Linked DNA regions of Homo sapiens: region 1 is linked to region 2. Evidence: chromatin loops called from intact Hi-C (ENCODE). Cell type or tissue: heart left ventricle. All regions are shown on one strand.

The links. A loop is a pair of places that touch in the nucleus more often than their neighbours do. Peaks named below come from ENCODE experiments on the same cell type or tissue, not always from the same donor. Only the 100,000 strongest peaks of a DNase experiment are listed, where the experiment ranks them.
Region 1: it touches region 2 in a loop (2.6-fold over the local background); 2 of 110 quality-filtered maps call a loop at or near these places.

The regions. Positions count from the first base shown.
Region 1 is chr22:19,071,426-19,079,425 of GRCh38, reverse strand. All of the region lies in intron 2 of DGCR2 (DiGeorge syndrome critical region gene 2), which reads left to right. Among named protein-coding and RNA genes, the nearest start is that of DGCR11, 27 kb to the right of the region's middle. In heart left ventricle, no CTCF peak of the experiment used is centred here; no DNase peak of the experiment used is centred here.
Region 2 is chr22:18,991,189-18,999,188 of GRCh38, reverse strand. DGCR5 (DiGeorge syndrome critical region gene 5) reads right to left here. Exons shown (of 6, transcript NR_110533.2): 4 at 7,172-7,372. Among named protein-coding and RNA genes, the nearest start is that of DGCR5, 25 kb to the right of the region's middle. RefSeq lists a silencer at 956-1,124. In heart left ventricle, no CTCF peak of the experiment used is centred here; DNase peaks (open chromatin) are centred at 4,158 and 4,995; H3K27me3 peaks cover 4,187 bases.

The DNA of each region.
Region 1 (8,000 bases), 80 kb before region 2:
TCAGAGGTTTCTTAGCCCAGCTAAGAAAATGCCTAATCAAGAAAAAGCCACATTCAAAATACAGATTGAGTATCCCTTAACTGAAATGTTTGGGACCAGAAGTGTTTTGGATTTTGGATTTTTTTCTGATTTTGGAATATTTACATTATACTTACCAGTTGAACACTCCAGTGAGCATTTCCTTTGAGTACAACGTTGGCACTCAAGAGTTTTGGATTTTGGGCTGGGCTCATATCTGTCATCTCAGTGCTTTGGGAGTTCAAGGTGGGAGGATTACTTGATGCCAGGATTATAAGAGAATACTGTTAAGAATTGTACATTAACAAATTGCTTAACCTAAATGAAGCGGACACATTCCTAGAAACATACAACCTGCCAAGACTGAATCATGAGGAAATAGAAAATCTGAATAGGACTATAATTAATAAGGAGATTGAATCAGTAATCAAAAACCTCTCAACAAAGAAAAGTCCTGAACCACATGGCTTCACTGATGAATTCTCCAAACGTTTAAAGAAGAATTAACATCAGTCCTTCTCAAGTGAATTCATTCTGTGACTCTAACATGCCCTGATACCAAAGCCAGACAGTAATACTACTAGAAAATTACAGACCAATATCCTTTGTGAATATTGATACAAAATCCTCAACAAAATACTAGCAAAACCAAGTTAACCAAGTTTAGCAGTCTGTCAAAAGGCTTGGACCAAATGTAATGCAAGGATGTCTCAGCAAACTAAAATCAGTCAGTGGTCAAAGACTGAAAGCTTTTCCTCTAAGATCAGAGACAAGACAAGGATGTCTGCTTTCACCACTTATTCACCATAGTATTGAAGTTAATTGCCCACAGTAATTAATCAAGAAGAGAAAGCCATCAAAATTGGAAAGGGAGAAGTAAAGTTATCCCTGTTTGTATGTGTGACGACATGATTTTATATATAAAAACCTTAAAGATTTCACAGAAACATGGTTAGAACTAATAAATGAATTCAGCAAAATTGCAGGGCACAAAGTCAAAACACAAAATCAGTTGTATTTATATTTATGTACACTAACTCAGCTATCTGAAGAGGAAATTAAGAAAATAATTCCATTTACAGTAATAGTACAAAGAATAAAATACAGATATTCCTCAACTTATAACAGATTTATGTCTTAAACCTATTGTAAAGTCGAAAAATTTTTTAGTCAAACTATCATAAGTTGGGGGTCTGTCTGTACTAAAGAATATTCTTAAGTACACATGAAAGACTGAAAACACTGACAACTACAAAATGTTAAAAGAAATTAAAGAAGACACTGGGTGTGGTAGCTCACACCTGTAATCCCAGCATTTTGGGAGGCCAAGGCGGGTGGATCACTTGAGGTCAGGAGTTCAGGACCAGCCTGGCCAACATGGCAAAACCTTGTCTTGGTGAAAAATACAAAACTTAGCTGGGTGTGGTGAGGTGCACCTGTAGTCCCAGCTACTCAGGAGGCTGAGGCAGGAGAATTGCTTGAACCCAGAACGTGAAGATTGCAGTAAGCTGAGATCGCACCACTGCACTCCAGCCTGGGTGACAGAGTGAGACACTGTCTCAAAAAAAAAAAAAAGACAAAAATAAATTGAGAGATGTTCCATGCTCATGGACTGTAAAACGTAAGATGTGACTATTACCTAAAGCAATCTACAGATTCAATCCCTATTAAAATGCCAACAAGTTTTTTTTGCTGAAGTAGAAAAATTTATCCTAATGTTCATAGAATCTCAGCAGACTCCAAAGAGCCAGAACAGTCTTGAAAAAGAAGAAGAAATATGAAATCCTCATAATTCCTGACTTTAAACCTTATTACAAAGCTGCAGTAATCCAAACATTGTAGTATTGGTATAAAGACAGACATATAGACCAATGGAATAGAATACAGAGCCTTAGCAATAAGTCCTTGCATACAGTGGTCAAATTATTTTCCACAAGGATGCCATTACCATTCAGTGAGGGAAAAAGTGTCTTTTCAGAATGAATGGTGCTAGGAAAACTGGACATACAAATCAAAAGAATAAAGTTAGACCCTTAGCTAATGATATACAAAACTTAACCCAAAATGGATCAGGCTTAAATTTAAGACCTTAAACTATAAAATTCTTAGAAAAACATAATAAAGTCTTCGTGACACTGGATTTGGCAATGATTTCTTACATAAGACACTTAAATCACAGGCAACAAAAGAAACAATAGATAAATTAAGCTACGTCAAAATTTAAAACTTCTATTAATTAAAAGAAGCACTCAACAGAGTGAAAAGGCAGCCTACAGAATGGAAAACATTTGAAACTCATATCTGGTAAGGGTTAATATTTAAAATATAAAAAGAATTCCCACAGCTCAATAATAATAAATATCCTGGTTAAAAAATGTGCAAAGGACTGGGTGCGGCGGCTCACGCCTGTAATCACAGCACTTTGGGAGGCCGGCGGATCACAAGGTCAGGAGATCGAGACCATCCTGGCTAACACGGTGAAACCCCGTCTCTACTAAAAAACACAAAAAATTAGCCAGGTGTGGTGGCGGGCGCCTTAGTTCCAGCTACTCGGGAGGCTGAGGCAGGAGAATGGCATGAATCCTGGAGGTGGAGCTTGCAGTGAGCCGAGATCACACCACTGCACTCCAGACTGGGAGAGAGAGCGAGACTCCATCTCAAAAAAAAAAAAAAAAAAAAAAAATGTGCAAAGGACTTGAGTAGACATTTCTCCAAAGAAGATAAACAAATGACTGATAAGCACATTAATGATTAGAGAAATGCAAATCAAAACAGCAGTGAAATAGCTCACAGCCATTAGATGTTTGCTGTTGAACAGGAAATGACAAGTGTTGACGAGGATTTAGAAAAAGTGGAATCCCTCTGCGGTGTTGTTAGGAATGGGAACTGGTGCAGCTACTAAAACAGTATGACAGTGCCACCCAAATTAAAAGTAGAATTACCTGCCGGGCGCGGTGGCTCACGCCTGTAATCCCAGCACTTTGGGAGGCCGAGGCGGGCGGATCACTTGAGGTCAGGAGTTCTAGAGCAGCCTGGCCAACATGGTGAAACCCCGTCTCTACCAAAAATATAAAAAAAAATTAGCCGAGTATGGTGATGCATGCCTGTAATCCCAGCTACTTGGGAGGCTGAGGCAGGAGAATCACTTGAACCCAGGAGGCGAAAGTTGCAGTGAGCTGAGATCATGCCACTGCACTCCAGTCTGGGTGACAGGACAAGACTCCTTCCCCCCCAAAAAATAAAGTGAACTTTAAAAAATAAATAAAATAAAAATACAAAAATTAGCTGGGCGTCATGGCGCACGCCTGTTAATTTCAGCTACTGGGGAGACTGAGGCAGGAGAGTTGCTTGAGCCTGGGAGACGGAGGTTGCAGTGAGCTGAGATCATGCCACTGCACTCCAGCTTGGGCGACAGAGCAAGACTCTGTCTCAAAAAATAAAAGTAGAATTATCATACAACTTAGCAGTTCGACTCCAAAGAATTGGAAGCAGAGACTTGAAGAGAGATTTGTACACCCAAGTTCATAGCAGCATTACTCATAGTAGCCAAAAGGTGGAAGCAACCCAAGTGTCCATCACAGATGAATGGATCAACAACAAGGTAGTCTATCCATCCAGTGGAATATGGTTTACCTTAAAAAGGAAGGAATTCTGACACATGCTACAGCATGGATGGACTTTGAGGATATGCTCAGTGAAATAAGCCTGTCACAAAATAACAAATACTGTATGTTTCCATTTAGATGTGCTATCAAGATACTCAAATGCATAGATACAGGAAGTAGAATTGTGGTTGCCAGGGGCTGGGAGGAGAGAAAAATTGGGAGGTAATGTTTAATGGATACGGAGTTTGTTTGGTAAGATGAAAAGTTCTGGAGATGGATGGTGGTGATGGTTGTTATGGAACTAATGTGAAGGTACTTAATAATGCCACTTAACTGTACACTCTTTTTTTTTTTTTGAGACAGAGTCTTGCTCTGTGGCCCAGGCTGGAGTGCAGTGGCACGATCTCGGCTCACTGCAAGCTCTGCCTCCCGGGTTCACGCCATTGTCCTGCCTCAGCCTCCCAAGTAGCTGGGACTACAGGCGTCCACCACCACGCCCGGCTAATTTTCACCATGCCCGACTAATTTTTTGTATTTTTAGTAGAGATGGGGTTTCACTGTGTTAGCCAGGATGGTCTCGATCTCCTGACCTTGTGATCTGCCTGCCTCAGCCTCCCAAAGTGCTGGGATTACAGGCGTGAGCCACTGCACCCAGCCCAACTGTACACTCTTAAGTGGTTAAAAATGAGTTCAGAAAATCCAATATCTGATTAATACAAATTCCTTAAAAGAAAATAGAGGAGATGGGGGAGGAGGGAATTAGCAAAGAAGTTATATAAGAAAATTTCCCAGAAATGAAAGATTGTATCCTTGGATTGGAAGGGACTGGCACAATAATTTTAAAAAGGCCTGTATAAATTACCTCCTTGTGCAGCTGCAGCACGTTGGTAATGCAGAGGACATCAACCCCTGTAGCGGGAAACCTGGGTCACAATAAAAGGATCAGGAATCAGAGCAGTAGATGCCTCAGCGGCAGCTCCGATGTAAAAAAAAGGTGGGGCGGGGCATCCCAGATCTGTAGAGGAACTGATTTTGATTGTCTACTTCAAATTTTTAGTTTTATCTTTATTCAAGTTACTTATGCATACAATTTGAATATTCAAATGATTCTGTAAGTCTTTTTTTTAATAGCAAACCCTATGAACCCCTCTAATTTTCAAGGCAAACATTGTTTTAGCTGTTTCATTTGGTATTTATCTGTGTGTCTTTAAATTCCGTGGTTTTAGGCATTCTCTGCTGATTCTTCCCTAAGCCTGGTGGGTGAGTCTGGGCCCTGTGCTCTGTGAGGTCTTGCCTGCTTTCAGTGCTGCTCCTAGCTGGGCCATGCAGGAGCACTCCGTTTCCTTTTTGTTGGCACAACATTGTGTTTTCACTTTTTTTTTTTTTTTTTCATCTTGCTCTGTGGCCCAGGCTGGAGTGGAGTGGCGCGATCTCGGCTCACTGCAACCTCCTAGGCTCAATCGATTCTTCTGCCTCAGCCTCCTGAGTAGCCGGGATTACAGGTGCATGCCACCACACCCAGCTAATTTTTGTATTTTTTAGTAGAGACAGGGTTTCACCATGTTGGCCAGGCTAGTCTCGAACTCTTGACCTTAAGCGATCGCCTGCCTCGGTCTCCCAAAGTTCTGGGATTACAGACGTGAGCCACCGTGCCGAGCCATGTTTAATTTTTTAAGAAATTGCCAAGCCGTTTTCCAATTTGGTGTGAATCCTGTAGATTCATATATATCTTTTCTTTTTAAGTACCTAGAAGTCTCTTTCCTGATGTCCCCTCAGTTACAGATCTCTATCAGTCAGAGTTCTTTGGCCCCTCCTTTCCCAGACGCCCCTGGTGGTCCTCACCTGTCAGTGCTGCTGGGCCAGCTTCCCCGTTCACCATCAGTGTGGGAGAATCAGTCACTCTCACCTGTGTCTCCTTGCGTTGGAACCTCTGGTGTTTGGTTTTTATATCTTTCCTGTTTTGTTTTATTCCTTCATTTTAGTCGAGTACTGCCCCACTTATGTGGAAAAGGAACATAGGAGACAAAGGTTTGTGTTTCCTTGTTTGCATGTCTGAAGTGTCCTTATTTTACCTTTGCACATAAGTTTGGCTGGTTTTAGAATCATAAGCTAGAAATAAGTTTTTCCCATAATTTTGAAGGTTAAGCTTACTCCATTTTTACTCCAACACCAGTGTTGCTGGTGACATAATTTTTGATTCTTTGAACATAACTTGTTTTCTTCCTGGAAATTTTGCGTATCTTTTGAACCATTGCACTGCCTCCTCAGTGGGTCTTTTCATCTTAGACTCATGCCTTACAGCTTAGGGAAAGGGGTCACTTTCCTGTTCTCTGTTCTATTCTGTTTTCTTCTCTGTTCCCTTTTTCTGGAACTCTTTATTATTGGGAATTGGAGCTCTTGGATTGATTCCCAGTTTTCGTTTTCTCCTCTGCAGTTTTCCATCTCTTTGATTATTTTACTTTTAGTAGGTTTCTATAACTTCTGCCAAATCTTTTATGAGTTTTCATGTTTGCTGTCATGTATTCAGTTTTTTTTTGTGTGTGTGACAGGTCTCACTGTCACTCAGGCTGGAGTGCACTAGTGTGGTCATAGCTCATTGTAGCCTCAAACAGCTAGGCTCAAACAGTCCTCTTGTGTCATCCTCCTGAGTAGCTGGGACTATAGGCATATGCCACTATGCCCAGCTAATTATTTTTATTTTTATTTTTCATAGAGACAGGGTCTTGCTGTGTTGCCCAGGCTGGTCTCCAACTCCTGGCCTCAAGCAATCCTCCTGCCTCAGCCTCCCAAAGTGTTGGGATTACAGGTGTGAGCCACTGCACCTGGCCTCCTGTTCATTTGTACAAGATCATTTTCAGAGGCAAGTAATGATGGATAGTGTTGTCTGCATTTTCCTTTTTTTTAAAAAAAAATTTTATTTATTTATTTTTTAGACAGAGTCTTGCTCTGTTGCCAGGCTGGAATGCAGTGGTGCGATCTCCACTCACTGCAACCTCTGCCTCCCGGGTTCAAGTGATTCTCCTGCTTCAGCCTCCCGAGTAGTTGGGACTACAGGTGTGTGCCACCACGCCCAGCTAATTTTTTGCATTTTTATTAGAGACGGGGTTTCACCATGTTGGCCAGGATGGTCTTGATCTCTTTACCTTGTGATCTGCCCACCTCGGGCCTCCCAAAGTGCTGGGATTACAGGCGTGAGGCACCGTGCCCGGTCCATGCTCCTTCTTAATAGCACCCTTTTCTTGTTTCATGAGTACAGTAGAACCTCTCACTTTGAGGATGTTAATGGCCTGTTTTTGGTTTTAACTTTTTGTCTCTGTACTTGTTTCTTCTGTGCTATTTTCCTCTGTGGTTTGGGTCTCTGCCTCAGAGGTTTGGTGGTCCTTCCCTATCTGCTGTATGTGGCTGAGGGACTTGAAGTTCTGTGCACGTGGGCTTCCCTGGAGGGTGAACCAGCTGGATATGTTTCGTTGGGAATCTCCTCCTGTTGGGGACTTTCTTCTTGACCTGGTCAGATTTTTTCCATAAAGGACCATTTCCTATCTGCCTGGAGCCTGGGGTTCTGAGAGCTTAGTGGAAGAAAAATGGCGATGGGGAATCTGTCCTCTCTTCCCTGAGTAAAGAACCCTGATTTTCAGCTGAACTGGTGTCCCCTAACCCAGACACCACCTGTTTTATCTTCTTACCAGTTAACTCTTGATTTGTTTACTGCTTGAGTTGTGGGAGGAATCTGGGTGTGTCCACCTGCCTTGTCCCTGCGCCCACCTTTTAATATGAATAATTTCAGATCTATAAAAAACTCATAATCATAGTGCAATAAACACTCCTGCAGCCTTTACCCGGGTTCACCAGCTGATAGTGTCCTGCCGCACCTTTACCCGGGTTCACCTGCCGCAGTTGCTCTTTGTGTTTTTCTTCTGAACCCTTTGAGAGGTTACAGATATTATGATATTCTACCCCTAAATACTATGATCAAAAAATAAGAACAATCCTCTACAGAAGCCTTTTCACATGCAAGAAATTTACTGTAGTACTATTCTGTGTAATCCATATTCAGATTCTTTTCATTATCCCCAGAACATCCTTTACAGGTTTCTTTCCCCTTTTAATTCAAGATTTATTCAAGGATTAATGTAAGTATGTTATTGCCGTATTGCTTTGTTCTTTAATCTAGAAGTATTCCCAGCCCTCTTTTGCAGGGGGCTTTGGGCGTCTTTCATGACATTGCCATATTTGAAGAGTCCAGGTCAGTTCTGTAGAATGGCGTTCAATTTGGACTTGTCTCTTTCTTCAGGATTAGCTTCAGGTGAGACTTTTTTTTTTTAGGTAGCAATACTATGTAAGTCATAAATTATCAAATCACGAGGCCCAAGGTCATTT
Region 2 (8,000 bases):
CTCCGCACAGCGCCCCCTCGGGGCAGCTGCAGGTTTATTATCACTGCTTCATTCGTGGAATATTGTTCAAGGGATCTGCAACCCTCAGGAACAAAGTAAAACCAGGTCAGGAACAAATCATTTAAATTACAATGGGGGTGCCGAGTAATTTCAAAAGATATTAAATATAACTACAAGTTGTGCACTCTTATTATGACCTACTCATCTCTATGAATCTCAAAAATATTTCGGCGGGAATGGTGGCTCATGCCTATAATCCCAACACTTTGGGAGGCAGAAGCAGAAAGATTGCTTGAGCCCAGGAGTTCAAGACCAGCCTCGGCAACAAGGTGAAACCCCGACTCTACAAAAAATACAAGAAATTAGCAGGGTGTGGTTTCCCACATTTGTAATCTCAGCTATCTGGTCGACTGATGTGAAAGGATTGCCTGAGCCCATGAGGTCGAAGCTGCCCTGAGCCGTGATGGCACCACAGCACTCCAGCCTGGATGACAAGGTAAGACCAAGTCTCTCTCTATACATACATTTTAAAATTAGCTTCGGTATTTTTGACTCTTTTTTTTTCTTACATTTAGTTGAGGGGAAAAACAAGCCAACAGCAAACTGCTTCTTTCTAATCATTGATTGGCAATAAAACCAAAGGAAAGAATCTAGCTTACCAGATGGCCATAAAACACGACCAGATATCATCTCCTCTTACTTTGTTTTGTTTTGTTATTTTATTGTACTTATTTTATTTTATTTATTTTTTGAGACCAAGTCTTGCTCTGTCGCCCGGGCTCTAGCGCAATGGTGTGATCTTAGTTCACTGCAATCTCCACCTCAGCAGGAGAGCAGGAATCTTCAGTGATCCACGGGCAGATCTGCCGCCATTGTGCCTTTGTGCGCACCTGTTCTTCCTGCGTCCTTTGTGTGGGTGCCTCTCCTTCCAGTATGTATTGCGCACCTCCCCCTCCCCACCCCCAAATTGCCAGCAGGTGACTTGCTTGCATACCTTGCCACGCTAATCCGTTAAGGTGCTAATCCGTTAAGGTGCTAATCCGTTAAGGTCGCTCTGTCACTCGCGCCCGTTCTTTGCATGCGCACCCACTCGCTCAGGTTTAAAAGGCGTGTTGCCCGGCAACAGAAGAAACTGCTCGCTTCTCCTTTGGCCGAGTTGGCAGCTCCACGAGGACGCTCAGAGCCCAGCTCTCGAAAGTTCGAGCATCTGACAGTTCCCCACTGTTCCCAGGAGCGGTTACCTGGGCACTCTGTGCCCCTCACTCCAGTTCCGGCCCAGGGGGTGAGGACCTGCCAGTAGGGCTCTGTTGCCTGGAGCCCACTCACCCCATCCCCCAGTTCACTTTGCTTGTGGGATCTCCCTGTTGCTCCTGCCCCTGGGTGGAGTGGCGGGCCATCCTACAAGTACCCAGACACTTGACATGAGTGGTGTGTCAAAACAACTCCAAGAAGGTTTTCCGTGATCTTGCAAGCCCTGTGTTCCTTCCTGGTGATCTTGCCTTCAATTTGATTGCACAGGTACCACAGCAAGCCAGCACTGTGTGCTTCGAATTCCAGGATATCTTGCAGCACAGCCAGTGCACTGAGCACAAGGACTCTCTGTGGGGCCCAGGAGCAAGGAGTCAACCCTTTGGAGCCCACAACACCCGGCTATCCCCAGACTCGTGTCCAGAGAAGATCGTGTTGAGGGCCCTGAAGGACAGCAGGGCAGGGATGCCTGAGCAGGACAAGGACCCCGGAGTCCAAGAGAATCCTGATGATCAGAGAAGGGTTCCCCAGGGCACCGGGGATGCACCGTCTGCATTTCGGCCCCTGTGGGACAATGGAGGCCTCTCTCCCTTCGTGTCCAGGCCTGGGCCTCTGGAGAGAGACCTCCATGCCCAGAGGTCAGAAGTCACATATAACCAGAGATCCCAGTCCTCCTGGATGAGCTCCTTCCCCAAACGAAATGCCTTCGTAAGCCCCTACAGTTCCATGGGGCAGGCTCAGCCTGTCTACCCAAAACCAACCCCATAGGTGAATCCTGCTGTTGGGAGGGGCTCAGCCTGTCCACCCAAATTCTGGGCTAGCAGAAACCTTCCAAATACATCCCCAGCTTATGCAAAAGATAAACACATCTCCACCTTAGGTGCATGCAGTACCTCTTGGACTTTCACTTAATCCCATCATGGACTTATTCTTTTGGCTGAAAGACTTACTACCGCTTTATAAAGAAAGTGGGTAATTGTGGTAATACAACATGAATGTAATTTCCTTTGTTCAGCAAAACCTTTTACTGAGCACTTATTATGTGGTAGGGGTTCTGATAGATCTGCCAAGGGCGTCGTTTCATATCATCCTTAGGTCACAGCTATGAAGAGAGTGTGAATGCAACCCTCATCTTCCAGGTGAGAAAATCAATGCTTAAAGAAGCTAAACAACTTGCTGGAAGTCACAGAGCTGGGCAGGGGCAGAGCTTCAGGTTTCAGTTATGTGGACTGGCAGGCTCGATGCTTCAGATTGCTACGGCGCTGGTCATCCGCACCCTTCCCATCTGTCCTGTTTTTCCTACTATCGTGCAATATGACGTGTTCTATCATTATCACCAGTGGATGGATGTCCTGTGCCAGCTGCACGTCTCTATTATAGCTTGTTATATGGACCTATTTTTTAAATTCCAGATCCCTTATTATGCTTTTTTTTTTTTTGAGACAGGGTCTGGCTCTGTTGCAGAGGCACAATCTTGGCTCACTGCAGCCTCTGCCTCCTAGGCTCAAGTCATCCTCCTACCTCAGCCTGCCAAGTAGCTGGCACTACAGGCATGCACCACCATGCCTGGCTAAGTTTTGTATTTTTGGTAGAGACAGGGTTTCGCCATGTTGCCCAGGCTGGTCTCGAACTTGTGAGCTCAAATGATCTGCCCACCTCGGCCTCCCAAAGTGCCGGGATTACAAGTGTGAGCCACCACACCCCACCTTATTATGCATTTCTTACAGGCAGTGAACATGTCTTTAAAAAACAGGCTGGGCACAGTGGCTCACACCTGTAATCCCAGCACTTTGTGAGGCCGAAGCAGGTCAATCACCTGAGGTCAGGAGTTTGAGACCAGCCTGGCCAACATGGTGAGACCCCGTCTCTACTAAAGATCCAAAAATTAGCTCGGCATGGTGGTTGCAGCCTGTAATCCCAGCTGCTTGGAAGGCTAAGACAAGAGAATCACTTGAATACAGGAGGCAGAGGTTGCAGTGAGCCAAGGTTTCACCACTGCACTCCAGCCTGGGCGAAAAGAGCAAAACTGTGTCAAAAAACAAAAAAAGGAAAATTGTGCTAAAATATACATGACATAAAACATATCATCTTGGACACTTTGAAGCGTACAGTTCAGCAGTGTGTAGGTTCACATTGCTGTGTTTCCTGTGCTTTTACAAACCAGGACACTTGCCCAGGACCCAGGTCCCTGGGGAGTTTCTGCATTTGGGGAACAACAAGCTCTGGTTCTCTGGTAACTTCTGGAAGGCGTTGCTTACCATGTGGAACTAGGAGCTGGGAAGCCAAGACCTGGCTGGGTTGGGGAGGCCGAGTGCTCACAGCCCTGGGCCTGGAACTGCCCCTTCTGAGGTCCCTTCAATGCCCGGGCCCTGGACATCCCTGGGGCCAGGAGCAGCACCCCAGTCTCCCTCCACTGGTTCAGGGCTGTTCAGAGACCGCTAACTTTGGGGCACCCAGGCCATGGGAGCCTCGGACTCCCACTCCAGCCTCCTTCCTTCCGCCTCAATTTCAGCTTCCTTGGCCCACATGTTGCCCGGCGTCCTGGCCACGAGACAACCCCCAACCCTGCCCTTCTATGAACAAAGTCCACTAATCACTGAACCCCTCTCCAGGCTGGGTCCTGCTGGGGAGTGCCATTTGCCCATGAGATGGGGGCACAGGTGGGACAGCTTCCCCCGCACATTGTACAGGAAGCCACAGCCCTCCTCCAGCCCTGCCCCAGGGCTGACTCACCCTTCCAAGACTGTGACAGAAACCAGGGCCACTTCACATCAGAAAGCCCTCGGGAAGGATGGTGGCCTGGGCCCTTGAGCTACAGCGCAGCCCTGGGGAGGGGCCAGGGGAGGCCACCCAGGCCTCTGGCTCTGACTCCTAGACAGGAGGGTCCCACATAGGCCACTCCCAGGCTGGCTGCCACCCACTTCCTGGCTGGATAGCACTGTCCTGCCGAGGACAGCACTCGGGCCACTCCCCAGTTCATCTGCAGGCCCACAATGGCCGGCTCACACTCCCAGGCCGCTTAAAATGCCAGAGGTTAAACATTAGCCGCCCAGTCTTTTATCCTGCAGCCCAGCTTGTGGCCCTGAGGGAGAGTGCCTACCGTCCCCAGCAGCTGTCACCTTCCTTATGATCAAAGCGGGAGGAGAGCGGCACCCTCGCACAGACCATCTCTGAAGCGAGGGGCAGACTCCAAGAGCTCCTCAGAGCCTGAGCTTTGGGTTTGCCATCGCGGGGTTTAATGCACAACCAGGGCTCTCTGAAAACCCTTGTAACGGGGATTTGTTATGGAAATCTTCACAGACTCTGGCCAATCCTGGAATATATTTTTTTAATTGGTTGATTTGCTTCGTTCAAAGCGCTTAGAATGGAAGATTTAGTTTGAGGAGGGGCAGGTTTGGGGGTAGGCTCAGCGGGCATAGTGGCCACAAGAAGATGCCCATCTCACACCTGGAGACGTCCATGAGCACCTCGAAGCTGGCCGTGTGGCTGCACTGGCGTACGACATGGGTCCGGTTCCTGGACAGGAGCTTGAAGCCCCGGGCAGACCACCCTCCCGTCCCACTGACACTGCGTAGAGAAGGGAGAAGAGGCAGGGGTGAGACGGTTCCCTCCGCCCATGTCTGTTGGGGGCAGTCTTTGCCCGGCCCTGGGGACTCCCAGGCCATCCTGGCCAAACCAAACAGCAGGTATAGTGAGTGCTGAAAGCCCGGCGCCCTCGCAGGCTGCTCCCCACCGTGTTCCTCACCGGCCCCCTGCACCGAACAGCCACCCAGCTGCAAGAGCAGCAGGCTCGCTGCCGCAGAGGCAGGACCATGGGAACAGTCTCCCTTCCCTTCTGTGTCTCTCTCATCAGGGCCTCCAAGGAGCACCCTCTGAAGTTCAAGTTCTACATGTCACCTAGCAGCAAAACTCAAACGGGGCCGTCTTGCGTCCACCACGTGCCCCGCTGCTGGAACCACCACCACCCCGGGTTCACACAGCTGCGATGCACTCCTCTGTCTCTTTCTGAGGGTAGATGCTTTCAGAAATAACATCTCGCCTTCCTCTGACACTTCCATCTTCAGGTGGCACAATGTTTTATGGGAATTGCCCAGAAGCCAGGGCCCCATTATGACTCCTGCCTCACTGATGGGAAGCCCCAAATAACAAGCTGTTACGAGGTGTGTCTCGGCTTCTGACAGGGCCCTGCCCTCCGCCAGACTGGGAAAATCACATAACCTCTCAGATCCTTAGTTTGCTAATCTGTAAATGGGATGTGAACGTTAATACATTTGCCACAAACTTTACAATCTGGAAATCATAGGTGCAACATAAAGCAGACAGCAGGTCATTAGAGCTGAAGCTAATTGCCGGAAAAAAGATGAATGCCCGGGACAGAGAGCTGGGCCTGACGTCCCTCGTGGTGAAAGGGGTTCCTTTCTTCTCTCTTTTATAAGCCAAGCGCCTCTTACATTCCAGGTACTGTGCTGGTTGCTTATGAACTAGAACTTGGAAAGCAAAGAAGCAGGAGAAGAATGAGGCTGGGCTGAACTGGCTCCTGGCGTGGGCTCACTCACCATAGCGCAGCCCCCAGGACAGCCCCCACTCATGGCTCTCCACTGTGCCCAGAGGAATTGTGATGGGGAGAGTGTTCCTGCTGCACGGGCGCCCCCAGATGCACAACGTTCAGCAGATTGAAGCCTGGGGGTGCTCACGCTCTTGACTCCCTGAGTCCGGCACAGTGTCTCCCCTTCCTGCCACTCCCTCCTGGTATGTGGAGAGAGAGCAGGTCTTCCCCTCCCAGATTGTGCTCCCATCCTTCCACCACACCCCAGTTCTAATGTTTTCTTCTAAACAGAGACAGCAAAAGTGAAAACAAACCAGCAGAGAAAAAGCAAGCTCCCTGTAAAGACAGAGCAACTCAAGTAAGTCCGCACCTCACATAAACCATGTAGCTAAAAAAGCAAAACCAAAGCACAAACACTACTGGCTCCCAGCAGATGAGAGCCACAGCATGGCTCTGAATCCACTATCTCATACATGGGTGAATCCACAGTCTCATGTGTGGGTGAGAATCATTAATTTTGCATTTTTCTAAGTACGAAACGCCTTTCCCTCACTTGAATGGATGCTAGAACGTAGACTCTCGTGCACCACCTCCTGCCTTCGCCACTCTGACGGTGCTTCTGAAACAGGCCAGATAAACAGTGCTGTGGCAAGGTGTGGCCTCTTGTGGGTAAAGCCAGACCCCAAAGCTGGGCTGTGTCGGCCTCTCGGGCAAGACTAAGGTCAGGGACCTTTGTCTGGTATGGGGACCCCCACACGTAGCTGGGAGTTCCCACTGTCAGCAGAAGGGCTCCTGGGCCCAGTCTCTGGGTTCTGCCTCCCATGTGTGACCAGAACAGGCCTCTGTCTTATCCAGCAGTGAACTGGGCACTACACTCGTGTTGGCCACTGCATCTCGGGAGTCCCACAAGTGAGAGGCCCCTTCCTGGGTGTCAGCCTTGAGGGATCTCTTTGTGCGCCTGCATGTCTGTGTCTCCACGTGCAGGTCTGCGCGCATCTGTTCACACAGGTCCACGCTCACCTGTGTGTGGGCCTGCATGTGCACACATCTGTGTCTCCACGTGCAGGTCCGCGTGCACCTGTGTGTGGGCCTGCGTGTGGGCCTGCGTGTGCGCACGTGTCTCCACGTGCAGCTCTGTGTGCGTCTGTGTGTGGGCCTGCGTGTGCGCATGTCTGTGTTTCCACGTGCAGGCCTGTGCGCGTCTGCGTGTGGGCATCTGGGGGGGCTCTGATGCACCCACAGAAGCAGAGCAGGAGGCTCACTGCCCCACAGGGGGCTGAAGGGGGAGACACAGACCACAAGAGACTGTCCCCGTGGGACGATCTGCCGCTGAGCCAACAACCCTGCGGGTTCTCTGTGTCTTGGCAAAGCCCTCACATGAAGATGCAGAACTCCCGGCATCACATTTACGCCAGGGAATGGTTCCAGAACACACAGACAGGCTTGGTTCGCTTCTCCATCTCCAGCAGGGTGAACTCCACCAGGACGGGCCTCTCCAGGGGTCTCGGAAGTGGAGCCCCCTCGCTGTACACCAGTGCGCTCACCATCGACGTATTAATGATGGGCCAGTGAGGCAGCCTGAGGTCAAGAAGCCAGAGCACAGGGACAAACATGATTAGGAAACATTTGCTTAATCCCATGCACAAATGCCCTGAGGACATGCCATGGATGTGTTTCTAGGGGAGACAGAATCACACTCCGAGAGCTTGGATCTGTGGGCCCCACGGCATCTTCATCCCCAGAGCAGGTTTCATCACTGACAGGGCACACAGGGAGATGTGTCACCTTTGGGTCAAATTAGGACTTCAGAAATTTAAAAAGAAAGAAGGCACAGGTGCAAAGATGTTACAGCCCATAATAGCTAATGGCAGAAACACAAGGAATGGCTTAAATGTCCAGCAAAAGACACCAAAATAATGACAGCTCATGGGGGTCAATCACCCAGTCACTGAGAACCACGTGAACATGAGGACCCCAGAGCCAGGGAAGTGGGAAATGGCAGGAGGACGAAGGGCGGATCCTCGGGCTGCTCCCACCAAGCAGGCCCCAAAGCTGCTTGTGGGACATTCATCCTTTCCAGCCAGGACTGGCTGAGCAGCCCTAACCCTGGGGCCAGCAGCAGGCACTACCCATGACAGCCTCGGGTCGGGTGTGTGGGGAGAGAATCGAGTCCCTCGGGGCACAAGATGGGGTGTATGCTTGGGAG